2 separate regions of the Homo sapiens genome follow, and region 1 is linked to region 2. A link is a loop called in an ENCODE intact Hi-C map of the cell type or tissue named here. Cell type or tissue: endothelial cell of umbilical vein. All regions are shown on one strand. Each heading gives the region's core, and the rest is flanking DNA. Links, peaks and the distances in the headings are about the cores only.

What was found. Hi-C counts contacts between places; a loop is a spot of excess contacts. Peaks named below come from ENCODE experiments on the same cell type or tissue, not always from the same donor. Only the 100,000 strongest peaks of a DNase experiment are listed, where the experiment ranks them.
Region 1: a loop joins it to region 2, with 4 times the contacts of the local background. A loop is called at or near these places in 2 of 110 quality-filtered maps.

What each region holds. Positions count from the first base shown.
Region 1 is chr9:91,124,376-91,139,568 of GRCh38, reverse strand. The region is part of intron 1 of LINC02937 (long intergenic non-protein coding RNA 2937); the gene reads left to right. All of the region lies in intron 2 of LINC00484 (long intergenic non-protein coding RNA 484), which reads right to left. Among named protein-coding and RNA genes, the nearest start is that of LINC00484, 13 kb to the right of the region's middle. In endothelial cell of umbilical vein, for the core only: no CTCF peak of the experiment used is centred there; a DNase peak (open chromatin) is centred at 7,848; H3K27ac peaks cover 304 bases.
Region 2 is chr9:91,051,536-91,066,728 of GRCh38, reverse strand. It overlaps LOC100129316 (a long non-coding RNA gene), which reads left to right. Exons shown (of 4, transcript NR_033912.1): 4 at 113-3,435. Among named protein-coding and RNA genes, the nearest start is that of LINC00484, 60 kb to the left of the region's middle. In endothelial cell of umbilical vein, for the core only: no CTCF peak of the experiment used is centred there; DNase peaks (open chromatin) are centred at 5,548, 6,068, 9,628, 10,588 and 1 weaker place; H3K27ac peaks cover 4,529 bases.

The DNA.
Region 1 (15,193 bases), core at 4,823-12,822, 71 kb before region 2:
TGAATCTTTTCTTTTGGGGAAAAGTTATTCATTAAATTCCCTAATAGCCTGACATAAATGAAGCTATGAACATTGTAGAGGAGTGTTGCAAAAGCAAATGCCATATATTACACACCGCAGAAAGCAAAATTAGGGCAGACCTTGGGAGCTATGAATGTAGCAAGTTTTTATAACTTAAAAAATATAGATAACCACTGTTCATTAAAAAATTAAAACTCTAGAAAGATCCAGAAATAAAAATAGAAATCAATCATCAATGTGATCAACATATTGATGTTTTTTCTTTCTACCCCCAGGTGATTTTTCCAGTGCTTGATAATTTTAAAGTAAAAACTATGTAAATATGTAGGAAAAAAACAACTCCTTGAAAAAAGTATCTGGGACCTGCTAACAATCAAGAGCAACAGAGTGCTCCAGCTGGAGGGCCTGGGGGGCGGGGGTCAGAAGTAGTATGCTCACACACACACACACACACACACGCACACACACATGCATGTATGACATGGACAGACAGTTTCAAGATGTTTATTAGAAGGGCACATGATGACAGGTTTAAAAGGCAAATGAGTAAATGCTAGCCTTAAAAGCAAGTGCAGAACTTCATGTCTACAATGGGACCATTCACCAGTACTGTTTACGCAAACGCATGATTCACCTACCCAGGATCGACTCAGGAATAAAAATTAATTATACCAAAGTGAGTAGGCATCCAAAAAGGCTTTTTGAGCCACTGAGTCATTGTCACTAAAAGTCCATGTTCTGCCCTTTGCCATACTGAGAACATGGCAGTAGGGGACAGAGATAAAGATGGCAAAAAAAAAAAAAGGAAACCTCTCAAGGATGAATAACAAAGGGTGGTGCAGGGGCGAGAAGACCCCATCAAGGGCCTGAGCACCTCTTCACAAAAAGAGAAAGGAAGGGGAGGCAGGAGGGGGATATTCAGTTGGGAGTATCCTCTCTGAGAATGTAGAAACGGTTGGGCGCAGTGGCTCACACCTGTAATCCCAGCACTTTGGGAGGTTGAGGCAGGTAGATCATCTGAGGTCAGGAGTTTGAGACTAGCCTGACCAACATGGAAAAATCCTATCTCTACTAAAAATACAAAATTAGCCGGGCGTGGTGGCGCATGCCTGTAATCCCAGCTACTCGGGAGGCTGAGTCAGGAGAATCGCTTGAACCCAGGAGGCGGAGGTTGCGGTGAGCCGAGATTGCGCCACTGCACTCCAGCCTGGGCAACAAGAGCAAAATTCCGTCTCAAAGAAAAGAAAAAAAGCGTAGAAACTATGTGAAACATTTTGAAGAATTTACATCTCAAAATTTTATTTGTTTTCTTCTATTATGTGTCTTATTCTACACAACTTTTTACCTGCTTAAAGTGTACAATTCATTGTTTTTTTTTAGTATATTTACAAGCTTGTGCAACCATTACTGCAATCTAATCTTAGATTTTTGTCCCTTCAAAAAGAAACTTCGTATCTGTTGCATTAGCATTTTCCATCTCACCCCAAGCCCTTTGCAACTGCTAGTGTGGTTTTGGCTTTATAGATTTGCCTATTCTGGACAGTTCATATAAATAAACCATACAGCGTGTGCCCTTTGGGTCTGACTTTTTCATTTAGTGTATGTTTTCAGGTATATTCATGTTTAGTATGTGACAATATTTCATTTCATTTCATTATCAAGTAATGCCCACTGAATGGATATATCACATCTTAAAAATCTGTCAGTTGATGGAGATTTGAATTGTTCCTACTTTTTGGCTATTATGAATAACACTGCCATGGACATTTGCTTATAAGTTTCTGTGTGGATATATATTTTCTTTTCTCTTGAGTAGATGCCTAGGAGTAAAATTTCTAGGTCATATAGCAACTCTACATTTAACATTTGAAGGAACTGCCAAATTGTTTTCCAATATATCTGCACCATTTTACATTCCTCCAAGCAATATATGAAGATTCCAACTTCTCCACATCCTTGCCAACACTTGTTATTTTTGTTACAGCCATCCCAGTTGGTGTGAAGTGGTATTTCATTGTGTTTTTGAATTGCATTTCCCCAATGTCTAACGATGTTAAACATCTTTTCATGAGCATATTGGATGTTTATATATCTTCTTTGGACAAAAACCTACCAAATCCTTTGCTCATTTTTAAATTGGATTTTTTGTTTATTGTTGAGTTATAGGTTTCTTTAAATATATTCTAGATACACATCATATGTGTTTCTCAAATACAGGATCACGTCCCATTCTGTGGGTTGTGGGTTGTCTTTTTATTTCCTTGTTGGTATTGCTTGCAGCACAAAAGTTGTTAATAGATCAAGTCCAATTTATCTTTTACTTGTGGTGTTGCATCTAAGAAAATACTGCCTAACCCAAGGTCCTGAAGACTTACTCCTATATTTTCTTCAGTGTTGTGGTTTAGCTCTTACATTTGTGCCCATGATCCATTTTGAGTTAATTTTTGTAAGTGTTGTGAAGTCGGAAGTCCAACTTCATTCTTTTCAGAGGGGTTATCTAGTTGTGCCAGCACCATTTGTTGAAAAGACTGTGCTTTCCCCCACTGAGTTGTCTTGATGCCCTTGTTGAAAACCAATTGACCATAAATGTAGGGTTCATTTCTGGACTCTTAATTCTGTTCTGTTAAACAATATCACTATCTTTCTGCCAGTACATGCTTTCTTGGTTACCATAGCTTTTTACTAAGTTATGAAATATTAAAGATTGTTTTGGTGATTGAAGTTTTGGCTGTAGTTTAAGAAACAGATATAGAACAATCAAATGAGCATGTTTCTCACAATTAGAGAATTAAGCAGCAATATTTCCCAAGGATATGAGATTCAGGTGATATGGTTTGGCTGTATCTCCATCCAACTCTCATCTTGAATTCCCACATGTTGTGGGAGGGACCTGGTGGGAGGTAATTGAATCATGAGGGCAAGTCTTTCCCATGCTGTTCTCATGATAGAGAATATGTCTCATGAGATCCGATGGTTTTTAAAAAGGAGCTCCCCTGCATAAGTTCTCTCTCTGTCTGCCACCATCCATGTAAGATGTGACTTGCTCCTCCTTGCCTTCGCCATGTTTGTGAGGCTTCCCCAGCCACGTGGAACTGTAAGTCCAATTAAACCTCTTTCTTTCATAAACTGCCCAGTCTTGGGCATGTCTTTATCAAGAGTGTGAAAATGGACTAATACAAGTGGGTTACTGTCTGTGTTTTCACACCAGCAGCCTCCATGGGGCAGGCTCTGTGCTGGGCATTGGAGATAAACCTGATGTATAAATTCCACATAATCACCCAGGGCTCAGGGTGTGGTGACTGCCCTCAGGTCCCACAGCTGAGACCCCGCAGAGCCAGACGTGGAAGTCCGTCTGTCTGACTCCATGCTCTATGCTGTTATTACTTATTTTCCAATAAACTAATACCCACCTGCAGGCAGCATGGGGAGAGGAAAAGCACACTGCTCCCACTCAAACAGTTAAACACTTTTTCTTGTGGTAAAACATACATAACAGGACACCTATGATTTTAATCATTTTAAGTGTACTAATCAGTGGCATTAAGTACATTCACACTGTTGTGTAACTATCCACCATCATCCATCTCTACAACTTTTCATTTCTCAAACTGAAACTCTGTTCCCATTAAACACTAACTCCTCACTCTCCCCTAGCCCCTGGCAACCCCCACTCTACTTTCTGTCTCTGTGAGTCTGACTACTCTAGGGACCTTATATAAGTGGAATCATACAGCACTTGTCCTATTGCGACTGGCTTATTTCTTTTCTCTTCTTTGTTTTTTAGATGGAGTCTCGCTCTGTTGCCCAGGCTGGAGTGCAGTGGCACGATCTCAGCTCACCACAACTTCTGCCTCCTGAGTTCAAGCGATTCTCCTGCCTCAGCCTCCCAGGTAGCTGGGACTACAGGTGTGCGCCACCATGCCTGGCTAATTTTTGTATTTTTAGTACAGACCGGGTTTCACTATGTTGGCCAGGCTTGTCTTGAACTCCTGACTTCAGGTGATCTGCCCGCCTCGGCCTTCCAACATGCTGGGATTACAGGCATGAGCCACTGCGCCCAGCCTTCAACTGGCTTATTTCAGTTAGCATAATGTCCTCAGGGTTCATCCATGTTATAGCATGTGTCAGCACTTCTTTCCTTTCCAAGGCTGAGTACGATTCAACAGTACATAAATATAAATATATATACACTATATATATATGTACACACACACACACACACACACACACACACCACATTTTGTTTGTCCACGTGTCCACTGATGAACTCTTGGGTTCTTTCCACCTTCTGCTTCTTGCAAATAATGCTGCTACGAACATGGGTGTACAAATATCAGTTCAAGTCCTGTTTTCAATTTTTGGGAAATATACCCAGAAGTCGAATTGCTGGATCATGTGAGAATTCTATGTTTAATTTTTTGACAAATGTTCACACAGCTTTAAAATGCTACTTTAAGAAACATGTTCGGAGCAGGCAATATTTTCTTTTGACTATGCACAAGAGGGGAAATTTTTGTCATCCAGAGATTGACATTTTTTCTTTTTAAAACAATAAAATTGTCATTCAAAAGCAAACCTGGTGAATAAGGTAGAGGGTGACTTTGAGAGTTGATTTGTGGCAAACATTTAGATGTGAGATTTACTTTTTGTGAAGTGCCTTCTAGTTAAGTGAGCAATATTTACTCTGTAGGGACTGATCATTCCAATACAAATATTCACCAGAGGCAAGAGTAAGAAATACTTAAGAACCAGAATAATATCTCCCTCAGGGGCTTTTAGGAGACTAGAATGAGAGGTTCATAAAATTCACCTAGCACAGCACTTGGCACAGAGCAGGCACTCTGCAAACGCTAGCTCCTTTTCTATCTTATTCCGGAGTAGAAGAGATGCAGGCCTGGGAACTGGCAGGTAGAAACCTGTTTTGTTAAAGGAAACAGGCCCAGATGCCACAGGCAATCATGAGGCTCTTTAATCCAGGTTAGATGTCAAAGGTCATGCAGCAGAGACGGTTCCATGATAAATTGCCTATATGTGTAAGACAATTTGTTAAAACCCAATAGCAATGATTACATTTGGCAACAAAATACTGTTTCCCTCCTTAAAACCCAACAGCAGGCCGGGCGCGGTGGCTCACGCTTGTAATCCCAGCACTTTGGGAGGCCGAGGCAGGCGGATCATGAGGTCAGGAGATCGAGACCACGGTGAAACCCAGTCTCTACTAAAAATACAAAAATTAGCCGGGTGTGGTGGCGGGTGCCTGTAGTCCCAGCTACTCGGAGAGGCTGAGGCAGGAGAATGGCGTGAACCTGGGAGGCGGAGCTTGCAGTGAGCCGAGATTGCGCCACTGCACTCCAGCCTGGGTGACAGAGCGAGACTCCGTCCCAAAAAAAAAAAAAAAAACAACCAATAGCAAGTATTACATTTGGCAACAAAATCCTCCTTCCCCCTCTTCCTTCCTTCCTTCCTCCTTTATGAATAATACTTATTATTATAGATACTTACTGAAAGTTTACTATGTGTATTAGTCTGTCTTCATGCTGCTGATAACGACATAACAGAGACTGAGTAATTTATAAAGAAAAAGAGGTTTAATGGACTCTCAGTTCCACGTGGCTGGGGAGGCCTCAGAATCATGGCGGAAGGCAAAAGACACGCCTTACCTGGTGGCAGGCAAGAGGGAATGAGAGCCAAGTGAAAAAAGGAAACCCCTTATAAGACCATCAGATCTTGTGAGACTTATTCACTACCAGGAGAACAGTATGAGGGAAAACTGCCCCCATGATTCAATCATCTCCCACCAGGTCCCTCCCACATTATATGGGAATTATGGGAGCTACAATGCAAGATGAGATTTGGGTGGGGACACAGCCAATCCATATCACTATGTGCCAAGCTTAGGATACAATATTGAAAAACCAAACAAAAATTTTCGCCTTTATGGAGCCTTATGTGTAGTGAACTAAACATCAGAAATAACAGAAAATTTGATTTTCTATTTGCAGATGATGTGATTACATATTTAGAAAACCTCAGGGCTTTTGCCAAAATAAATAATAGAATTAGAATATTTTAAGAGGTAGCTGGAAACAAAATCAACAGTATCTTCTCTTTTTTAGTAGCAGCTAGTTTTCTCATGGGAGTGAGATTAAAACATCTCCCCAAACCTAAAATCCCTAGAAAATAAATTTTACCAAAAAGTTCAAGACATACTCAGAGAAAGGTATAAATCTCTGTGTAGGATGTAGATCAATTCTTGAGTAAATAGAGAGCAATTCCATACTTCTGGAGGGGAATATTTAAATCTTAAAAATGTGAATAGTTGAAAAAATATATATATATTATACAAAACTGAAGTTTGTGCTTATACATTTTGAAGATATTTAACATACTGAAAACATTAATAAATTGTATATCTTTATTTTACACATGTGATGCAATATGAAATATAATGCCAATAAAATGTATTTGAGTTGAGCGGAAATTATTTTAAATTTCCTAAAGAAAAATAAATGAGTAAGAATTGCCAAGAAAACTTTAGAAAAGAAACATGGTATTGGGCAGCCTGCTCTACTTAATAGTAAAACTTATTATACTCTAAAGCTACTGTAATCAGAGTAGAATGGGTAGGAAAAAAATGAAAGAGGCCCATAGACCAGAAATAGGTCCAAATATATATGGGATTTTAATATATTTTCTTTTCTTTCTCTTTCTTCCTTTTTTCTTTCTTTCCTTTTTCTTTTCTTTCTTCCTTTCTTTCCTTCCTTCCTTTCTTCGTTCCTTCCTTGCATCCTTCCTTCCTTCCTTTTTCTTTCTTTTTCTTTCTTTTTCTTTCTCTTTCTTTCCCTTCCTTCTCCCTTCGCTCCCTTTCCTTCCTTCTCCCTTTCCCTCCCCTCCCCCCCTCCCCTCCCCTCCCTTCCCCTTCCTTTCCCTTCCCTTCCTTCTACACAGTTTTGCTCTATCACCTAAGCTGGAGTGCAGTGGTATAATCCTGGCACACTGCAACCTCCGCCTCTTGGGTTCAAGTGATTCTCGTGCCTCAGCTTCCTGAGTAGCTGGAATTACAGGTGCACACCACCACGCCTGCCTAATTTTTGTATTTTCAGTAGAGATGGGGTTTCGCCATGTTGGCCAGGCTGGTCTTGAACTCCTGGCCTCAAGTGATCCACCTGCCTCAGCTTCCCAAAGTGCTGGGATTACAAGCATGAGTTACCTTACCCGGCTGGGAATTTAATATATGTTAAAGCAACATTTTAATTGAGTGAGACACAGTCGGCCCTGCAAAAAATCCTTGCCGAATGAATGAAGGCTTGTGAGAGTTTGAGGGAAGAAAAAGGCTCTCCATGCATTGCTAGTGGGAATGCGATTGTTAAAATAGTTATGGAAAGTAATACAAGAGTATTTATTAAAATAAGAATGTTTCATCATAACAATCCTTCCTTTTAGAGACTGTTCTTCAGGAACAAAAATGCCAATAGATAAAGATATATTTATTGCTTATAATGGCAAAAAGTGGAAATGATACAAATATTCATCAAAAAAAGATTGGTCGACTAAACCAGAATACAATCATACTATAGAATATCGGAATAGAATGCAGCTCTCTAAACGTTAGGTAGAATTCTATATCTCTGTATCCAAGAAATACCCATGATGAATTGTTAAATGAAAAAGCAAGTTTCAGAATATGATAATATTTGTGATCTGAGTCCATTTCTCTGTGCGTGTAGGAGAGAGAACCACAGGCCTCTGTGGTCCGTATGTGCACGGTGAGCGTGCAGGAGGCTGCATGCCAATGCTGTCAATGGGGTGGGGATGAACTGTGGCAGGATGAGTCATTTATTGCTGTTTCCTTTATACATGTTCTTTCTTTGACTTATTACAATGAGCACGTACTACTTTCGTCATTTCATAAAATCCAGTAACAGCTTCTCTGCAAAGCCCTCCAAATAAATAAAAAGTCTGTGTCCTTCCAAGAGCGGTACTGAAGTGGTTTAAAGCTCCCCAACTCTGGCTGGCACTGGACAGGAGCCTGGGGGTTGACCGGGGGAATGGGGAGAAGGAAGATTCAGGCTCTATCCTGGTGACAAGGGAGCATACCTGAGCTTGCCTGACCCAGATGTCTTTTTCTGTAGTAACTTTTAATTTTGATATACTTTTAGACTTACAGAAAGGTTGCAAAAAAAAAAAAATCAGAGTGACTATATAACCTTCATCTATAAAAAATCAGGGGCCAACACTGGTGTAATGCTATTAACTACAGACTTCATTTAGGTTTTCCCATGTTCCTGTAACATCATTTAGCTGTCCCAGGATCCAATCCAGATCCCACAGTGCACTGAGCTCTTGCTCCTTAATATACTCCAATCTGGGATAGCTTCTCAGTCTTTCCTTGTTTCTCTTGATCTTGACACTTTTGAAGGGCACTGGTCAGTTATTTTGAAGAACGTCTTTCAATTTGGGTTTGTCTGATGTTTTCTTATGATTTGATGGAGAGTATGAGTTTTAGGCAAGAAGACCTCAGAAGTGCCTTTGTCAGTGCAGTGCAGCAGGGGCACGTGATGTAATATGTGTCATTGTTGGTTTTGTTAGCCTTGATCATTGGGTTAAGGTAGTGTCTGCTTCATTGCTTAGTGCACAAGTAGTAAATATCAATAAAAAATGTAAGACATAAGAAATACAATAAGAAATTATAAAGTAAACATAAATAAGAACTAGTTTTCCTTTTCTATTAATTTTTCCCTTTGTATGAATAGACATCTATATTTTTCACTCTGATTAATAGACATTTTGTGGGGAGATACTTTGGCACTAGGCAAATATCCCTTTTATCCACAAACATTTGGCAGACTTTGCCTGCAACCACCATTACTGTGGTGTTCACCAAATGATGATTTTGTATTTTCCTTATTCTTTCTGCATTTGTTAGTAGAATTCTTCCATATGACCTCTCTCTCCTCCCCCATTTACTTACCCATTTTATTCTGTTATTTATTCTACTCGTATGGACTCAAGATATTTATTTTATTCTATGTGACAAAGACATCTTATGACCAGTTTAAGTAAGGGACTTATGGACTATCTTCAATTGTCTCTCTGTGTGTGTATGAGTGTGTGTATAAGAGAGAGAATATGTAAATGGCATTTATGCAAGGTTTTATAGGGACACATCTCATTGTGATGAAAATACAGAACTTGCTTTCAAAATCAAAAGAATAGCTTTAAAATTGTGAAAAACTCTATCATAATAGGGGGTATTTTGACATATATGATTATATCCCATTAACCTAAGAGATCTGAGGTTACAGGAAAATAAATGTGTAACTGGACTCGATGCTGAAGGGCTTAGGAAAGCCCTGAAAGGAACAAATTGGTTTAGAAGGCACTTCCTGAGCAGAAAACAACCAGGAACATAGAAAAAGTGAAGAGCGAGCTTGATCCTGCTCATAGCCCCGTGCTGTGCTATGGTCCTGGGGCCTAGTTCACAGGGTAAATTCTGGGGTCAGGCTGGTGAGTGCCTCTCCTCTGGTGCCTTAACCTCCTCCTCTGTAAGATGGCAAGCATAGTATGATCTACTGCATGGGGTGTTGTGAGACCGGATGGGAATTATTGCCTACAAGGTACTTACAAGAGCTCCTGGCACATGGCCGGTGCCCAGTGCCAGTAGCTGCTAGTTTTTTTTTTTTTTTTTGAGATGGAGTCTCACTCTGTTGCCCAGGCTGGAGTGCAGTGGCTCTATTTCGGCTCGCTTCAACCTCCGCCTCCCGGGTTCAAGTGATTCTCCTGCCTCAGACTCCTGAGTAGTTGGGATTACAGGTGTGCACAACCACCCCCACTAAAATTTTTGTATTTTTAGTAGAGATGGGGTTTCACCATTTGGCCAGGCTGGTCTCGAACTCCTTTTAATACCCTGCCATACATCCTTGCTCACTTGAAGTGGCTTGAGTGAGTTCTGTTCTTTGCAAGTGAGCACAGACAGGTCATGATAGACTTGGAAACTTCTCTTGGCATTAGCTACATATCTGCATACCAGCTGTACAGTTTCATTAAAATACTGACAAGACGATGGCATTGCATGTAGACCTGCTTATTTTGTATGATGATCTTGGTTCCACTTACAATGAAAATATGCCTCCTTTGTGGCTGGGTGTGGTGGCTCACTTCTGTAATCCCAGCACTTTGGGAGGCTGAGGCAGGCAGATCACGAGGTCAAGAGATCAAGACCATCCTGGCCAACATGGTGAAACCCGTCTCTATTAAAAATATAAAAATTAGCTGGGCGTGGTGGCGGGCGCCTGTAGTCCCAGCTACTCGGGAGGCTGAGGCAGGAGAATCGCTTGAACCCAGGAGGTGGAGGTTGCAGTGAGTCGAGATCGTGCCATTGCACTCCAGCCTGGGCAACAGAGCGAGACACTGTCTCCAAAAAAAAAGAAAAGAAAAGAAAAAAGAAAATATGCCTCCTTTGCTGATAAACAGATAATAAATGTAGTACTCAAATTTCTGTCTAACTTTCTATAGGCAGCTTCTCCAATTCCAGAGAGTACTGAATATTAGGCCATAATTGGATTTTACAATAATTGGATTTTACAATAATTTTGGAGGAAAGAAGAGCTCAGGGAAGAGCCCATAACTCATGCCAACTTGGAAAATGGATGAAATAGATGGAAAGAAAGTTGATTATAACTTTAAAAGGACATTAATATTATGCAAGATGTTTAAAGGGCAATTGCCTCTATAGATTATGAAGCAATTTAGGAAACAGATCCACAAGTATTTTAGAAATACATTTTTTCTTTAAGAAGAAATTATTAACTATGCCTCGCTCCCCCTCTGGTTGTCAGTCACTTAACTGAGTTGTCTCAATATTTTATTTAAATGTGATCCCCATTTGTCAGACTTGAGTGTTTCAAGAATTGTGTTGTGGAGTCTCTTGAGAGAGAAGCCCATTCTAAATGGTCCCACTAATGTAATATTTATGCTAATGCAAATGCTATAAAGACAGTTGGAACATCCCTTTGGACACTGTGTGAATGAGTATCAGCATAGCTGTACCTGACAGTGATTTTTGTAAACTGAGAAACTCTGTGAGACCTAGGTAGGGCTGAAGGAATGAGATGCATAGATTTACACTCTGACATCATGTGTTATCCCCCAAAACATATATAAACACACACAATTATGCACATTTGCATACACCCTTACACACTTACATCCACAAAGATATATACCATTCATGTATACATACACACACAAGCACGTATACATGGAAAAACACGAACATACACATGTATATACATTCACATTTATATACATCCACATACATACCCACAAACATGTACATGCACACACTCATATAAGCATATATAGTCATGCATTGCTTAACGATGTGGATCTGCCTAAGAAATGCATCATTAGGTGATTGTGTCCTTGTGCGAACATCATAGTGTACTCACACAAACCTAGCTGCATACACACTTAGGCTGTCTAATATAGCCTATTGCTCCTAGACTATAAACCTGTTCGGCATGTTACTTTATTGAAAATTGTAGGCAACTGTAATACAATAGCAAGTATTTGTATATTGAAACAATATAAACATAGAAAAGGTACAGTAAAAATACAGTCTAAAAAATAAAAAATGGTACACCTGTATAGGACACTCACCATGAATGGAGCTGGCAGGGTTGCAAGTTGCTCTGGGTGAGTCAGTGAGTGGGGGTGAATGTGAAGGCCTAGGACATTACTGTATACTCAAGCAGACATTATAAATACTGTACACTTAGACTACACTAAGTTTATTAAAAATTTTCTTTCTTTAATAATTAATTAACCTTAGCCTACCATAACATTTTTACTGTCTAAACTTAAATTTTTTTAAAAAACATTTTTACTCTTTTATAATAATTCTTTGCTTAAGACACAAACACATTGTATAGCTGGACAAAAATATTTTCTTTCTATCCCTATTCTATAAGCTTTTTTCTATTTTAAAATGTTTAATTTTTTAAACCGTTTGAATTGTTTTGTGAAAAAAAAAAAAAAAACCAAGACACAAACACATACATTAGCCGAGGCCTCCACAGGGTCAGTATCATCCATATCACTGTCTTCCACCTCCACTTCTTGTCCCACTGGAAGGTCTTCAGGGACAGTAACACGCATGGAGCTGTCATCTGTGCGCATGGAGCTGTCATCTGTGATAACAATGCCTTTTTCTGGAGTCCCTCCTGCAGGACCTGCCTGAGGCTCTTCTTGAGGAGATGTCACTCTTTTCAGAAACACGATCATGATGGTTTGCTTGGTTTGTTTCTTCTTTTCATCACAGATTTGCGTCAGCAATGCGTTGGTCACTAGATGATAGGAATTTTTCAGCTGCACTGTAACCTAAGGGACCACCGGACCCTATGTGGTCCAGTGTTGACCCAGACGTCACTATGCGGCACTTGACTGCACACACATAAAGCATGAACACACACATCGCATTGCCTAGTTTGACCTGGGTGCCTGTATTTTTTGTATCTGTAGACAGCAGCATTTTAAGATTTATGTTTACATCAGTACTTAGGCTGTTCCTGGTGACTCCTGATGATGCAAGCATCCAAACTTCATCCTGGAATGTGCAGCTGGTGGTGAGGACAGGCACCTCAGGGGTTGCAGTGAGAGCAGCGGTTGCAGCCTACAGAGTGCTCATAGGGTGCCAACCCTGGCCTTGAGCACCATGCATGTGATTTACTTGTTACAATGGAACCATGAAGCAGACATGGCTATTTCACCATCTCATGGTTAAGGACATGCAGTCTGCAGAGTCTCAATAGTTTGCCCTGGGTCACACATGGAGAGTGGACATTGGCTCCAAACCCCTAATCCACTTATCCAGGCCACCTTGGCACCCTGACCCCTTAGAACCTGGGGCTTTCTGCTTAAAGCCCATAAACAGATCGCAGTTCCCATGGGGCCTGAGCCACAGGTACAAGGGCCCCTGGTTCTATCACTTACTTTTGGTAAATTCTCCACTTTAAACAAGAGCTGCCTGGTATGTACCTAGGAGACCACATTTTTATTTGAGGAAAATATTACTGGAAATTGGGGCAAGGTTGCTCAATGGAATAAAGGGTGCCCACTTTGTGTGTGTTTTGTGGTGGTGTTTTGTTTTGTTTTGTTTTTGAGACAGAGTCTCACTCTGTCGCCCAGGCTGTAGTGCAGTGGCACCATCTAGGCTAATTGCAACTTCCACCTCCCAGTTCAAGTGATTCTCCTGCCTCTTTTTGTATTTTTAGTAGAGACAGGGTTTTACCATGTTGGCGAGTCTTGTCTCAAACTCCTGGCCTCAAGTGATCTGCCCACCTCACCTCCCAAAGTGTTGGAATTACAGGCGTGAGCCACCGCGCCAAGCCTTAAGTATGCCCTCTTTGGGTGGCAGGGCAAACCTAAATTGAAGAGCTACTGGATGCCAAGCCTGGCCTGTCTCCAGTGTGATGTATATTTGTGCTTTGCTCTCTGTTTAGGCTGGGGATCTGCTTAGAAGAAAGTGCATATTTTAAATGGTACCAGAAACAGAGAACATAAAACATAGCCAGGGGAGGAAAAAAACCCACAGAACAGGAATCAGCCTATTCCTAAGCCCAAATGGAATCACTTGAAAACTGTTACTGCTCTATACATTTCTAAAGAGTGAATTATTGATTTTTCTGTTAAAAAAGTTGTATATGGAATTATGATGACTGACTGAACTCATGTATCTACCATCATTTCAACCCCAATTCCCACAAAATGACAAGAAAAGAAAATTTTAAAATAAAATCCTTAGTGATGCAGGAAAATAAAAGAGTGCCATGGGGTAAGAGAGATCTTGAACAGTTTCTGAAAGACAGAACGCAAACAGGATGAACTCCCATGAAAAATAAAGCCAGAGCAAAATGAATACTGGAGAAAACAATGTGAGGCAGGAGGGTTTGGGGAGATCAGGCCCAAGGTCAGTGAAATGCAAAACTATAGCAGACAAACAACAGACATTGTTAGGCACCAAGAACTCAGAAAATGTACCACTGATGGACCGTCTATGATGGATTTTTTTTTAAAGAAATGTGCGTGAGCAAAACAAAAATAAATACAAAGGAAACATGAAGACTACACCAGAAGCGGTGAGCAAATAAACTTGAAAACGAGTAAACATGCCTAATGATCACAAGATGGCTGCCATAGCTCTAGATCTTATGCTCTTACATCAGTGTCCTATGCAGGAGCAAAATGTCAGCAAGGCCTCTGTTAAGAAATGCTGGCTTAGATTTAATCATCATTTGTCTCCTAGCATGGGCATATTGCTACCCCTGAAAAAAATATCAGGGTGTATGGGCAAATAAAGTGGAGTGGAATAACTGCTGGGTGGGCAGTTTGACAAGGGAGACAAAAAAAAAAAAAAAAGGATGTAGAAGAGTAGAATAGCATAATTAACAAGCTTAACTATAAATGTATATAAATCTATACATACAGACACATTTCTCTTATGCCAACAAAGACCATACCCTCTTCTCAAACACAAACAGAATATCCACAAAAATTGTTGCTAAGGTAGAACACAGAGAACATCTTAAGAAATTCCAAAATCAAAAAATCAGATAAGCCACCTTTTCTGAACAGACTGCAGAAAAAGTAAGCATTAATATCAAAAGGCTGGCAAAATGGTTCTATTTCAATATTTTAAAACACCCCTTAAGATAAAAAAGAAAATAAAAACTAAATAACTGCAGTTAGTTATGGATTGAAAAATGAATGTCCATGAGAGTACCACGTCATGAAAGACATGGACAAAGCAGTCATCAGAGGAAAATTTGTAGCTCTCAATCCTGGTGCTAGAAAACAAGAGAGGCAGAAAAAAATAATAAAATAAGTGCAAAGATAGCAAAAGTAAGAAAATAATAAAAATAAAAGTAAACATCAGTGAAAGAGAGTATAAACAAGCAGAATGGTAGTGCTTTGAAAATAAAAAATAATTTAAATAAATTTCTGGCCATTCTGAACAAGTAAAAAACAAAAACAGTAAGCAGACCCAGGCATAAATGAAAGCATTTGAAGTGAAAAGGTGTCCAAAATTGAAGTTATAAAAAGATTAGAACTGAATACAGCTCTATGTCAATATTTTTGAGACTTTAGATGAAAGTAATGCTAATCCAGGAAA
Region 2 (15,193 bases), core at 2,686-10,685:
GTAAGTGTCCAGTATGTGTTGTCCAAGGCATGATTGCATTTTTCATATCTTCCGTTTAACCTTCTTGTTGACTGTGGTACATCAATCCAGTTTGATTTTTCATTGCACACAGAGGTCATAGCATAGCTTCTTGAATTTGTCCTTCTCTGAATGGAAGCCACTTGGATCCTCCAGGTATTTCTCCAAGGGGCAGGGCTTTCAGCACAGAATCAACAGGAGAAACCATCTGGAAAGCCCAGAGGCGTGTTCGGCAGCGTGTGGGAGCAGAGCTGCAGTAAACGGTGGCTCCTTGTTCGCCCATCTCAGCTGTTCAGCTGACTTCTTGCCGTCTCCAGCTGTCTTCTCTATCTCATCCTGATGACTCCTTCCCACAACTCTTTCCCTGGCTGCCGCAACGGTCCAGCTGCAGCCTGCATTCACAGTTACTTACCTGTGGGGCTTTCTTGTTTCTGAGATGGCCGAATTGTCTTCTGAAATTTACCTCCATGACTCTGGTTATATATTTTGGTTCCTAGTGGGTGCCGACATCACAGTGGGCTGATTAGATGGTTTGCATTACTTGTTGGCAGGCCTTCGAGCCTCCTGTGCAGTTTCCCGAAAATATTCCATCTGCAGGTGGGAAGCCCAAGCCCCTGGGCAAATTATGCCATGAGTGTGTCTTGGCAGTCATTCTGGGTTCCAATGACTTGGGCCGTGGTTCAAACATTCCCTGGGGATTGTCCGGATCTGAGCTCCTGGTGGTGGGAAGCCAGCCTTTGGTGCCAGCCTGGCCCAGCACCATCTCTTGACTCCTGACCCCACCAGAGGGTGAGGACTTGGTGTGAGCAGGGACACAGCAGGTCCCAGGAAAGTCTGCTGAGTGAACGGGTGAATAAAATAGTCTCAAACCCTGTATGTTATTCCCTCCTTGCCCCTACTCAGAACTCCTCCTCACTTCCAATCGGAACTTGTCTCCTCTCTGCCAGAAGGTCAGCCCTGGTGATTCCTGGAGTTCATGCCTCCTGTCCCGCCATGGTTCTGTGGACTGCTGGCTGTTGTGGGGAGCTATCTTCCTGGTGAGCTTTGCAGGGCAGGGTCCCAGCAGGAGAGCAGAAGCAAGATGCATGGTGCAGATGAGGGATTCTTTCCAGTGGTTAGACCCTGCAGGACCATGGGGGAGCTGGGCAGAAAAGTACAAGGGGTGTTGGAGAATCTGAGAAAAGGCATCAACCAGCCTTCCTGAATCCCTGGCCTGTGGCAAGAAAGGCAAGTCAGAGCATGGGCCATGGGGCACAAAGGGGAGTAGGTGGGGTCTATGGACTGCCACCACCTCTAGCATAAAGTCCAGGCTCAATGTCTGCTGCTGGGCCTGGGGCCTCTTGTGGTCAGTGGGAAGGGTCAGGCCCAGAGGAGGGAGGGCAGCTCTGTGTTTGCTTGTCACTGTAGAGGCCATGACAACCTTCAGGGTACAAGCTGCTGCTTCACTTCCATTTTGCAAATCTCAGGCAGAACCCCTCTTTTGGCCAACTCTCTACATGGAAGAGGGTTCTGGAAAGATAATCCCAGTTACATCATGTGTGACCCAGGTTCATCATGTAATACTAACTGCCGTGGCTGGATCTCAGATTTCTTTGTGTGCCATTGAGTGTTTTACCCAGGGCAGATACAAATGAGTGATGGGGAGGAAACAGGCTAAGGGGGCAAATGCAATGCTTTTGTTGACCCAGCCTTCATTATGGGTTCACTACTGATCACCATACCAGCAAATGCTGCCTCCTGCCCCAAGGCCGTGATAAGGAGCACTTGAAAGCAGTCTGTCCATTTCCAAAATATTGTCACTTCAAGAATGATGTGTAAATGGCATCATACAGTGTGGAACCTTTTGGGATTGGCTTTTTTCACTCAGCATAATTCTCTGGAGATTCATCCAAGTTTTATGTATCAACAGTCCATTCCGTCTAATGGCTGAGTGGTGTTCCACAGTCTGGGTGTGCACACAGTGTTTAACCATTCACCTGTGAGCTGAAGGACATCTGGGTTGACGATTACACATTTTTGACTACTACAAATAAAGCTGCCATGAACATTCATGGTGCAAGTTTTTGTGTGAATGTAAGTTTTCATTTCTCCGGGATAAATGCTCAAGAACACAACTGTACGGGCGTTGCATATTTAGTTTTATGAGAAATGACTAAACTGTTTTTCGGAGTGGCTGTACCAGTTTACAGCTCACCAATACTTTATTATTCCTAAAATAAAATATTACTAAGTTAATTGTCGGGGAGGGCAGTGGTGGATGTGGCCATGAAAGGACAGCAGGAGGGATCCTTTGGGTGATGAAAATGTTCAGTATGTTTGGTATCTTGACTGTGGGGGTGAATACACCAATGTATATGTGAGAAGATCGTATAGAACTAAACACACACACACACACGAACACACACACACAAACACATACACACAGATGAGTCCTTGTGCATATATAACTGGGCAATCTGAACATGACACATGGGTTGCATCAATGTCAATACCTGGCGGTGAAATCGTATTCTAGTTTTGCCAAGATGTTACCACTGGGAAAACTGGGTAAAAGTAACTGCATGTGAATCTACAATTATCTAACAATTTAAAAAATTAATTAACAAGTGTCTAAAATACATGATATTTGTTAAAAGGCAAGCCTATGAAAAACATGATACATTATTAAGAGTTAGGCAAATGTTGTTGTTACTTGCTTTTCTGCTTTTGGGGGCCAAGTACTGGTTACTAAGATTCCTAGCCTCTTCCGAAGGCGGTCCTTCCTCCACACAACTGCAAGAAGAGGCCTTTTCAGTGTAGACCCTTACTTTACCCCTCCACCCCAGGGCCCATTTTAGGGAATAGAAAAGCAATTTGGAAGGATTAGACTGAGGGACCCGTGCCTCCAGCAGATAGGCCAGCGGAAGAGCAGTCAGTGCTGTGGGAGATGCTGCGGGGAGGAGCGTGTCTGCGAGGAAGGACTGCTGGCTTCAGCACTTCCCGATTGGAACTTCATGATGGAATCCTTGGCACACCAATGCTAAAAACCAAGTGTGAAAAAAATCACCCTAGAACCTGCTAGAGTGATACTGTGGAGGATCTGTGGGCTGCACCGCCCACAGGGACTGCCCTGTATCAGCATGGAGAACTGATATCCCATGGCAGGGCCACTGGGTAGCGGCTGCTGCTAAGTGGGGGTGCCGGATGCGTTCCTTGGTTCATCTTCCACTGATGTTTTGGAAATTGGGCTCCGTAAGAGCACCCAGAAGTGCTTATTAAGAACCACCCGTGCTCTGCTGGTTCCTGAGGTGCCAGATTCCCTCCAGGGAAATGTTGACCTTTGTGATAGACTATCTTATGACCAAAAGCTTCGCAGCATTAAAATGTGATCCATCTCATTAGGTTGTCATATGAAGCCTATAAATAACTCCAGAAATGAGATCCTGTGACAGCTATTTATTTTCACTCTTATTATTTAACATAAATATTGGCTATTTATAGCCAGGTCGTCAAGGCAGTCATTGCTTCCCCCATCTTATTATTTCTCTCACTCTGACTTGGGAAGTGGGGACTTGAACCTGGAAGAGGGAGAGAGGTCCAGTGGGGGTGGCCCCCGCTTCTTGGAACCTGGTCTCCTTAGGGACAGAAATTTTCCTACCCCATTTATACTCTGGTTATCTTGCTGAGAAGCTTATTGCGTCTTCTCCATCTTGGTATTCTTATACGTGCATGTTTTCTCTCCCAGTACGTTTGAATTTGAAAGAACCGTGAAGGCTCTGAGATTTTACCCTTCTTGCAAGCTAGCAATCATTTTCACTGGTGCTGGCAGAAGATAGGAGATTCCTGGGTCAGAGACAAAGGACAGTTTTTTACTGACAGCAGTAAGAGTAGCCAAGGTAGCTGCACTTTTGTGCTGGTTCCCTGAGCCCCAGATCCCCCAGGGCAATGTGAAGAGGGTCAGGTGATGCCTGCATGTGCATCGACCGCAGGAGAGGAAGCCTGAACTCAGGGAACCCAAAGTTTCTGTAAGCAGGTGTGAAAGGAAAATAAAAACTTGGGACCCCAATTACTCTGTCAAAGGGAAAAATTAAGCTAAAAGCTGAGTCATGCAAGAAACTGCCTTTCCTTTTGTTCCTAAGCAGACAGCTATAGACGAAAGGTAAAAATATCTCCAATGTGTTTTCCTGAATTAGCTCCTCCCTGAAATTGTGCAAGTGATGGCCTAGTCTCACCTCTACTGCTACCAAGCCATGTGGCTGTGTGTTGCAGCCATGGATAAATGACATTTGGCTCTTCCTTCAGGAAAGACATGCTGTTGGGCTGTGAGGAGCACACGTAGCTGACAGCCTCCAGCTGTGACACCTTCAGGAGCCCTTGCAGCATTTAAGCTGAGGCTGTATTTTTCTTAGGCAGCCCTCAACCAATGCCTGAAGATGACAGGGCAACAAGGCCTGGACATCTCTGCCCACTGTAGGGCTTCTCTATGTTCTCTCTGTGCTGGAGCTTCCTGTGGGCCTGGCGAAGACTTTCTCTTGGCTGCACCACCAGCTGAGGCTCTCCTACCCCATCTTTTTTCCTTCACTCTCACCTGTTAGAGGTGTCAGCCTGCACCATGGTGTGAAGGTTTTCTTTCTCTGGATATCTTGCTTTCTCTCCGCATATCTTAGGTGTTACTTCCAATAAATCTTTTGCACTTCAAACTCTGTCTTGGTGTCTGCTTTCCAAAGGACCAAACTGACACACTTGATAGAAACCACCACTCAACTGAGTGGATTAGAAGAATTAGCTAATGAACGTGAGGCAGAGCGAGGTTTCCCCTAAGACTCCCTCTGAGCTTCTGTGGGGAATCTCTGAAGTATTGCCCATCTTAGCGATATTCTAACATTGACTTCCTAGTTCCTAAGTAACCTGTTCACAACCCATCAACTTCTTCCACGAACCAGGGACAGACTGTTTGAGCCCATGTCCACAGACTTCTAGAGTTGCTTTTTGCTCTTGCTCCTTAAGGGTTCAGCTCAAGGTTGCCTCCTTGCCCAGATCCCCCAATAACTTCCTCTTTCATTACTCTAGTTTGTAAATATCCACATCCTCTGTTAGATGGTAGCTTTTATGGATGTAGGATCCACATTGTTGCCAGTGGCCAGAACAATGCACACAGTAGGTGCTACATAAAAATTTGCTAAATGAATAACAAATGACAGATGCTCCAAATGATTAATTTGCTATGTCCTGAGTCTAAAAAATGATTCCAACTGGCTCCTTATACTCCTCAATTCTTTTTGCTTACTCCTCTCTCAAATATCCTCAGGGAGTTATCCTATAAAACATTGTCATCCTTGTCTTAAAAATTAGCAGTATTACTTTGCACTCACAGTGAGTTATCAATTGTCACTCCTGCAGTGGAAGAGAATCTGAGTAACCTCCTAGTTGGTGACATTCAGGAGCTGTGGATGTCACACAACAGAATTTGTAGCCTCTGGAAAAAGGTTTATCAGCATCTATATGGGAGTCATTCCAGCCCAAACTGTGCTGAGACATGAACTTTCACGTGATCGCCTCTGGAAAAACCCACAAAGACGAGAAAGGAAGTCCTTAGCCTGAAGGACTTCCCCAGAGAAGAAACAGTTGGATTTGTTGGAACTCTATTTGTTGCTGAGATGTGAAAGTTCTTTGATCAGTCCGATGGCCATTTCTGAAACCACAGTGATCCTCCACTCCCCTGTTTTTTCCTGGAATGGGCCCTGATAATTTCAAAACATTCCTATTTTTTTCTGCAAGCCAACACCCTTCCTAAGTACACAATGTTTATGGGCAGTCAGATGGTTTGGCGTATTTCTCAAACCTCTGAGGATGGCAAGTTCAAGTTGTCTGTGCTGTTATATGGCATATCTAATAATCCACACCTCAACACTTGATTTTAAGGTTAGCAAGCCACGAGAATGCTCTTTGAATCCCCCTGCATGTTTCATCACTTCATCTCTATTTCCCTTTAACTATGGCCAGCCAAACTGTAACCTGAGATTAGGGTTGCTGTCAGAGAAAACAAAGGAAAATAAACAAACACATTGGCCCAATGCCCCATGCTACGATTTTGAAAGTCGTGGGTATGCTTGCTCAATGAAAAAATTCCCCATAACCAGTCATGACTCATTCCCACTTGCTGCTTGCATGGTTTGGGAAAATAGTCTTTACTTATTTTTTTCTATATTAACATGAAATAGCATCATTCAAGCTCATCATCAATACTTCATTTTACAAACTCCCTGACAGCCACCTTCAGCCTTTTGATCACTAATCTTGTGTTGCTTCACTACCATGATCATTACTAATGCTGAGGTGTTTGGGCTTTATTTTTCCTTTGCATTTAGTCAATTGTTTTAAATAAATAAATAATGTGATTTTACTGTATGAATTGTTTAATATTCTGCCTTTTTTCCTCAGTATTTTATTGTGAGAATTTCTCCATTGCTGCTAGATATCTTCAACATATCACTTCTATTTTTTGTAAGATATTTATTATAGTATTATACCATGGGTCATAACTTATTTGGTCATCTCTTATGTTTTGACATTTAGAGTGTTGTTAAAATTATACTGTTATAAGTAATGCTACAATGAATCTCATTTGATATAAATCTCTGTGTAGTTGTTAGGATCTTCTAGGCTTAAGCTGATAAACATCCTTTGTTGGACATCTTGTTCACATCCTTTGTAAGAGAACAAGAAATAAAGCTTTGTTGTGTTAAGCCACTGAGACTTTGGGGCTGTTTGTTATTAGCTGTATTTTGCATAGTTAGTCGGTGACCAGGCTGAAGAAGTGCCAGCATTGCCATCCTCCCTCTAGAATTGGCACAGAGAGCCCAGAGTCAATGGGAACTCACAAGTGCCAGGCTTACCATGTAGGAAACGCTTCCTTTCCACCCACAGCCCATTGGCCCATGCCAGTCACCTGGCCCCATCTACCTGTGAAGGAGGGGGGTTTGTATTTTTCTATATACCCAACACAGAAGAGAACAGGATGTGCCTGGGCAATGATAACATTCTGCCTGTATGAGGGTATGGCTTTTACTTAAGGTAGATGTCCTAGAATGGGAGTTATTGAGTTTTGCCAACTTTTTTTTTCTAAGACACACCATTTTTATAGTTCCACCAGCTTGTTTTCTGCCCTTGTAAAGCCACAAATGTTACCACTTTATACTCTTTGCTGATCTAAGAGGTAAAAAATGCTATCTCATTGTTGTTTTCATTGTTCAAATTAAATCTTAATTTAAAGTTTTGTAGATACATTATTATTTTGTAGCTACATTATCATTATTATTGAGAGGAAAGATTATTTTCAGATGTCTGTTATTCATTTGCATTTTACAGGTGTTCAGTAGAGTTATAAAACAATTACCCTGAAAATTCTCCGAGTATCTCATGCCCGTGTCACTGTTAGACCTTAAATATTTTAAAACAATCCTGGCAGCTCGGTGCGGTGGCTTATGCCTGTAATCCTAGCACTTTGAGAGGCTGAGGTGGGTGGCTTACCTGAGGCCAGGAGTTCGAGACCAGCCTGGCCAACATGGTGAAACCCCGTCTCTACTAAAAATTCAAAAATTAGTTAGGTGTGATGGCTTATGCCTGTAATACCAGCTACCCAGGAGGCTGAGGCAGGAGAATTGCTGGAACCCAGGAGGCAGAGGCTGCAGTGAGCCAAGATTGTGCCACTCCATTCCAGCCTGGACGACAGAGCAATAGAAGGAGACCCCATCTCAAAACAAACAAACTAACAAACCCTGGCAATGGTCCTAGCACCACTCACCCTTGCTCTCCCTATGGCAGTACTGGCTCTGGAGTGCAGATCTGTCTCTGGGATCTTCCTATGTCTTGTAACTTACCTTGGGTCTCAGTTCCCTCGCCTTAGCAAGGCTTTAAAAAAAAAAAACTTCTGACAAAAAACCCACTCCCTATTGTTTGGGTCCTGTGAGAAGAATGGAAAGTTCAAGAATGTCCAGAACACTTCTGCAGACAATCTGGGTTGGACGGAAAGGGAATGGTGGTTTAAAGGAGGAATTTTGTTAATACCCAATGAAAGTCCCACAGAAAAATTTAATTTTAGAAGACAATCTCAAAGAAACATTTGTGGATATATGTGGAACTCAGCATCTTCTCAGTTACGGGATTGAGCAGGCATAGCCAAGAATTTCAGAAACTAGAACTCTCAGATAGAGGTTAATTGCTAGTGAACAACTCTGTGGATGAGAGAAACTACGGAATAGACACAGACTGATCTAAAGGCCAACTAAAAAATACGTACATTGTGTTCAAGCAGCAGACATGGAATATTTGTGGCAATTAACCATGTCCTAACCAGAAAACAAGTATTTATTAAACAAAAAGTTAGTAGTTACACAGACTCAATTTTTCTGATTATAATGAACTTAAGTTAAAAAATCACTTAGTATGTACATATGCATATATATGCATACATATATTTAGAATGGAGTGATAAAACATTATATTTTAAAACTTTGGAATTAGTTTGTTCCTGCATTGCTATAAAGAAATACCTGAGACTGGGTAATTTATAAAGAAAAGGAGTTTAATTGGCTCACAGTTCCACGGCCTGTACAGAAAGCGTGATGCTGGCATCTGCCAGGCTTCTGGGGAGACCTCAGGAAACTTACAAACATGGCAGAAGGTGAGGTGAGGATCCAGCACTTCATGTGGCTGGAGCAGGAGGAAGAGAGAGACAGGAGAGGTGTTACACACCTTTAAACAACCAGACCTCACAATAACTTACTCACTATCACGAGAACAGCACTGAGGGGATGGCACTAAACCATTCATGAAGGACCACTCCCATGATCAAATCACCTCCCACCAGGCCCCACCTCCAGCAATGGGGATTACAACTGAACATGAGATTTGGGTGGGGACACAGATGCAAACCATATCAGGAATGCAGCTAAACTGGTATTTGGAAGAAAATACATATTTATTTCGGAGAAGAAGAAATGTTCAAACTTAATAGCAAAGCAGAAAACTCAGGAAGACATAAAATTTTAAAAACCAAGTAAAACTACAGAATATAGAAGGATGAAGGCACAAGAAATAAGAGGAAAATGGATGAAATAGAAAACAAGTATGAAATAGAGAGAGTCAACAAATCCAACAGCTGGTTCTTTAAGACAACAAATAAAATAGACAAATTTAGTCAACATAGATTGCAAGGGGGGAAAAGAACCCAAATTGAGAAGGCACAAATAAACCACTCTAGGAATAACCAAAGGCACAGCATGAGAGACAGAGACTAAAAGTAAGACAGCAATAAGAACAACAGCAGCAACAAAAACTACAAAAACACAGAGAGAAGACTAATCACCTCCAAAAATGTAACTCAGCAAAACTAAAAAAAAAACTAACCTGAATATATTTTAACCATTAAAGAAATGGGTTAAAAATCTGCTCTGGTTAATATCATACACAAAATGCTAGGACCAGATGTTTTCATAAGAGAATTCTACCAAACATTCAAATAACAGTTATCCCAATATCATACAGAATGTTTCAGAGAATAGAAAGGAGGGCCTGCTCTCTGACTCATTTTCTGAGGCTACTTTATTTTTTATACAAAGCAGACAGGAAAGGGAAGGTCACCTTCCTTAGAAACCCAGGCATGAAAATCCTAATAGATACTAGCAGAGTCCAGCAATTTGTAAACATAAACAGATCATGACAAATCTAAGTTATTTAAGGAATGTATTACTGGCTTTACATTTGAAAATTTATCAGTGTAATTCACCACATTAACAGTTTAAAATTCTACATCTATTTATAATACAAACTTATAGAAAATGGGGAAGAGAAACAAAGGGTTTTAACCTGGTAGAAAGCACCTACCAAATAAATGTACAGCCAGCAGCGTAAATGGTGAAACATTGCACAAATCTCTTTAAAGTCAAAAAAACTATGAATGTCTGCTATCATTCTTTTTATCCAATATTTTACTGAGCTACTGTCATAAGATATTAAAAGGAAATAAGTATAAGAATTTCCAAAGGGGAAGCAAAACTGAAATGATCCGTAGTTGGTAAGATTGTTTACATAGAAAATCCAAGGGTATCTACAGACGAATGTATAGAATCAGTGAGGATGTTTAGCTATCTCGCTGGATATGTGTAATATATATGAAAATCAATGTGCTATCCATTGCAGCAGATAACATAAAATGCAATTTAAGAAACATACCATTTATAGTGGCAACAAAAAAATATAGTAACTAGGAATATAGCTAACAAAAGCCATGAAAGGTATTTATGAAGAAAATTTCAAAATGTTATTGGATTACATAAGAGGAGTACACAAAAAATAGATGAGGCAATGAAGATGTTCATGGATGAAGAGACTCACAGCACAAAGACGTCCATTTCCTCAAATTTTTCCAAGAATTCATTGAAACTTCAAACAATGTCCAACAAATAACTTTTGGAAATGTAACAAGCTAATCAAAAACTCACATGGAAGAAGAAATGGTAAAGAATAATCAGGACTGATCAAGGTGGGAAGATTTGCTTACCATGTGTTTGGACTTCTTTAAAAAATAGATCAGAGGAACACAATAGAAAACTTAAAAATAGACTAGTACATACGTGGAAAATTAACAGGACAGAGGTGTCCTTATGAATCAATGAGAACATGACGAACAGCTTAGTCAGTACTGCTGAGGGAAGTGTTGGAAAAACAATTAGATTTTCCCCTTACACCACCACCAAACATAAGGTGGATTAAAGAACTAAAAGTGAAAAATGAAATGAAAAAAATTCGAAGTCTATATATAGGAGAAGGTATTTATAATCTAGAATTGACAAGTATTTCCCAAAACTCAAAAGGCAAAATGATAAAACAAAAACTTTATTCATTTGGCTATATTAGAGGTAAAAACAGGCATAAAATACAATATGAAAAAGGTGGAGGGCTGGGCAGGATGGCTCACACCTGTAATCTCAGCATGTCAGGAGACTGAGGTGGGAGGTCCACTTGATCCCAGGCATTCAAGGCTGCAGTGAGCTGTGATCATGCCACTGTATTCCAGCTTGAATGTCAAAGTGAGACCCCATCTCTAAAAACAAACAAACAAACAAACAAACAACCTCAATGGAAATACAAGTTTTAGTCCAGGAGATATTTGCAAACATATAACTGACCAATAATTAGCATCTAAGATATATAAAGAACTCTTTCAATTTCTAAGAAAAAACCAACAATTCAATTGAAGAATGGGCAAAAGAATATAGGCAATTCACAGGAGACATATCCCCAAAGACCAATAAACGTGAAAATCTGCTCGCTGTCACTGGTAATCAGGAAGATGAAAATTTGAAATAGCAAGTAGATTGGAAAAAGTAAAAGTTGGCAGTAATATATATGGGTGGGGACATAGGGAGTCAGGAACTATCTGACTTTGAGAGTAGGAGGGTGAATTAGAAGACCATGGTGATAGGCAATTTGGCAATATCTGGTTGGACATGCATCCCTTACTGAGAATTCCACTGCCAGGTGAAAACCTAGAGAAACTCAAACAGATGCCCAGAGAGTCATGCTCTAGAATGTTCATAACAAGGTAGATTATAATAGTAGAAAATGCATAAACAATTTAAACATACATATACAGGAGAATGTGTCAATAAATTGTAGTGAGGTCTATGTAACGTGAACTGTTTTCTTTTTTTTTTTTTTCAAAAAAACTTTTATTTTAGGTTCAGAGGTACATATGTAGTTTGTTATATAAGTAAACTTGTGTCATGGGGGTTTGTTGTACACAATATTTCATTACCCCGGTACTACGCCTAATACCCTATACTTATTTTTTCTGCTCCTGTCCCTCCTCCCATCTTCCACCCTCAAGTAGGCCCCTATGTCTGTTGTTCCCCTCTACATGTCCATGTGTTATCATGATTTAGCTCTCACTTATAAGTGAGAATATGCAATATTTGGTTTTCTGTTCCTGTGTTAGTTTGCTAAGAATAATGGCCTCCAGCTCCATCCGTGTTCCTGCAAAGAACATGATCTCATTCTTTTTATGGCTGCATAGTATTCTATGGTGAATATGTACCACATTTTCTTTATCCAGTCTACCATTGTTGGGCATTTAGGTTGATTTCATGTCTTTGCTATTGTGAATAGTGCTGCAGTGAACATACACGTGTATGTGTCTTTATGGAACTATCTGTTTTTCTATTTAGTAAAATGAATGAATTAACATTGAGAAGCCTCAGAAACGTAATGTTGATGAAAACGTGTAATTTACAAAGGGATATTTACAACATGACAACATGTATAATTTTATAAGGTAAAATATTATATATCGTTCATGGATACATAATAAAGAGTAAACATAAAAAATATGTGTGGGATATATGAACTCCATAATTAAGGTGGCAGTTACTTTAGGGTGTGGGTAGAGGGGATGTGATTGGTGAAGAGTATTCAAGAGTCTTCAACTACAATGTAAAACTTTATTTCTTATGCAATAAAAGATCTGTCGGAAGCAAATATGATGAAATCTTCAGATCTTACAAAGTTTAGTAGATTATGGATTTTGTTATATTCTTTTTCTTGTTAAGTGTGGGTACAATGCCATATAGTAAGTATCTAAAACTTACTCATTTTCTATAACTGAAACTTTGTACCTCTTGAACAGCAACACTTTCCATATCCTGCTCCCCTTACCCCTGGCAACCACCATTCCACTCTCTGTTTCTATGAGTTTAACTCATATAAGTGGAATCATGCAGTATTTGCCCTTTTGTGCCTGGCTTATCTAATTTAGCATAACATCCTCCAGGTTCATCCATGTCATCACAAATGGCAGCATCTTCTTTATTAAGGCGGAATAATATTTCTTTGTGTATATGTGTACCACATTTTCTTTATCCATTCATTTGTTGATGGACCTTTAGGTTGTTTCCAAACTGGCTGTTGTGAATAATGCCGCAACAAACTGATGGTATGGATATCTCTTTGAAATCCTGATTTCAATTCCTTTGGATATATACTCAGAAGTGGGATTGCTGAATCATATAGTAGTTCCACTTTTAGTTTTTTGAGGAACCTCCATGCTGTTTTCCATCACAGCTGCACCAATTTACATGCCCACTAACAATGTACAAGGATGTCAATTTTTTCACATCCCCACCAACACTTATCTTCTGTTTTTTTTTTTTTTGATTAAAGTCATCAGAAAATGTGTGAGGTGATATGATTGGCATTTCCCTAGTTATTCATGAGTAATGTTGAGCATCTTTTCATATACCAGTTCACTATTTGTATATTTTCTTTGGAGAAATATCTATTTAATTTTTTTGCTCATTTTAAAATTTTTTTGGGGGGTTATTGCATTGTAGGAGTTTCTTGCATATTTTGGATTTTAACCCCTTATAGATATATGGCTTGGAAATATCTTATTCTATTCCATGGTTTGCCTTTTCACTCTGCTGTTTGTCTCCTTTGCCATGTGGAAGATCTTTAGTTTCGTGTAGTCTCATTTGTCTATTTTTGCTTTTGTTGCTTGTGCTTTTGGTATCATATTAAAGTAATCACTGCCAAGACCAATGCCATGGAGCTTTTCCTGTACATTGTCTTCTAGGAGTGTTACAGTTTCAGGTCTTATGCCATCTCTTTAATCCATTTTGAGTTGATTTTTTGTATTATGTCAGATAAAGATTCGATTTTCTTCTTTTGCATGTGGATATCCAATTTTCTCAACACCATTTGTTGAGGAGACTATCTTTTTCCCATTGTGTATCCTCTGCACTCTTGTCACAGGTCAGTTGAGTGTGTATGTGTGGGTTTATTTGTGAGCTCTCTATTCTGTTCCATGGGTCTGTATGTCTTTTTTATACCAGTACCATATGTTTTAATACTATGGCTTTGTAATATATTTTGAAATCAGGAAGTATTATGAAGGCAGCTTTGTTCTTCTTTCTTAAGATTGCTTTGACTACTCAGGATTTTTCATGGATCCCATGAATTTTAGGAATGTTTTTTCTGTTTCTATAGAAAATGCCGTTGGGATTTTGACAGATTGCATTAAATCTGTAGACCACTTTGAGCCATATACTATTAATGGGAACATTTTAACAATAGTAAGCCTTCCTATCCATGAACATAGGTTGTATTTCCATTTATTTGTGTCTTCTTTAATTTCTTTCATCAACATTTTGTAGTTTTTAGTGCATAAGTCTTTCCCCTCATTGCTTAAATCTATTTCTAAGTATGTTATTCTTTTTTATGATGTTGTAAATGGATATTTTTTCCTTAATTTTTGGGGGATAGTTTGTTGGGGGATAGTTTGGGGGATAGTTGTTGTTAGGGGATACTAGTTGTATATTAAAATACAACTAGTTTTTGTAGGTAGATCTCATATCCTGCAACTTTACTGAATTCATTTATTAGTTTTAACCAGTGTGTGTGTGTGTTTGTGTGTGTGTGTGTGTGTGTGTGTGTGTAGTCTTTAGGTTTCTCTACATATATCACGTCAACTGTAAATATGTAATTTTACTTCTTCCTTTCCAATGTGGACATTTTTTTCTTCTTCTTTAGCAATTGTTCTGACTAGAACTTCTGGTACTATGTTGAATAGAAGTGGTAAGAGTGGGCATCCTTGCCTTGTTCCTAATCTTAGAGGAAAAGCTTTCAGGTTTTCACTATTGAGTAAGATGTTAGTGATGGGCTTTTCATATGTGGCCTTTATTATGTTGTGGTAAATTTCTTCTATACCTAGGTTTTTGAGAAGTTTTATCATGAAAAGGTGTTAATTTTTTCAAATGGCTTTTCTATTTCTGTTGAGATAATCATGTGATTTTTATCCTTTATTCTGTTAGTATGATGTATCACATTTATTGATTTGCATGTGTTGAATCATCCTTGAATTCCAGGGATAAATCCCACTTGATCATAATGTATGATCCTTTTAATGGGCTGCTGAATTCAATTTGCTAGTATTTTATTGAGGGTTTTTGCGTCTATGTTAATCAGGAATGAATGTAAAAATACAGGATCTGTAGTTTTCTTTTCTTGCAGTATCTTTGTCTGGCTTTGGTATTGAGGTAATTATAGCTTCTTAAAATAAGTTTGAAAATATTTCCTTTTCTTCATTTTTTGGGGAAGAGTTTAAGAAGAACAGGTCCTAATTATTTAAATATTTGGTAGA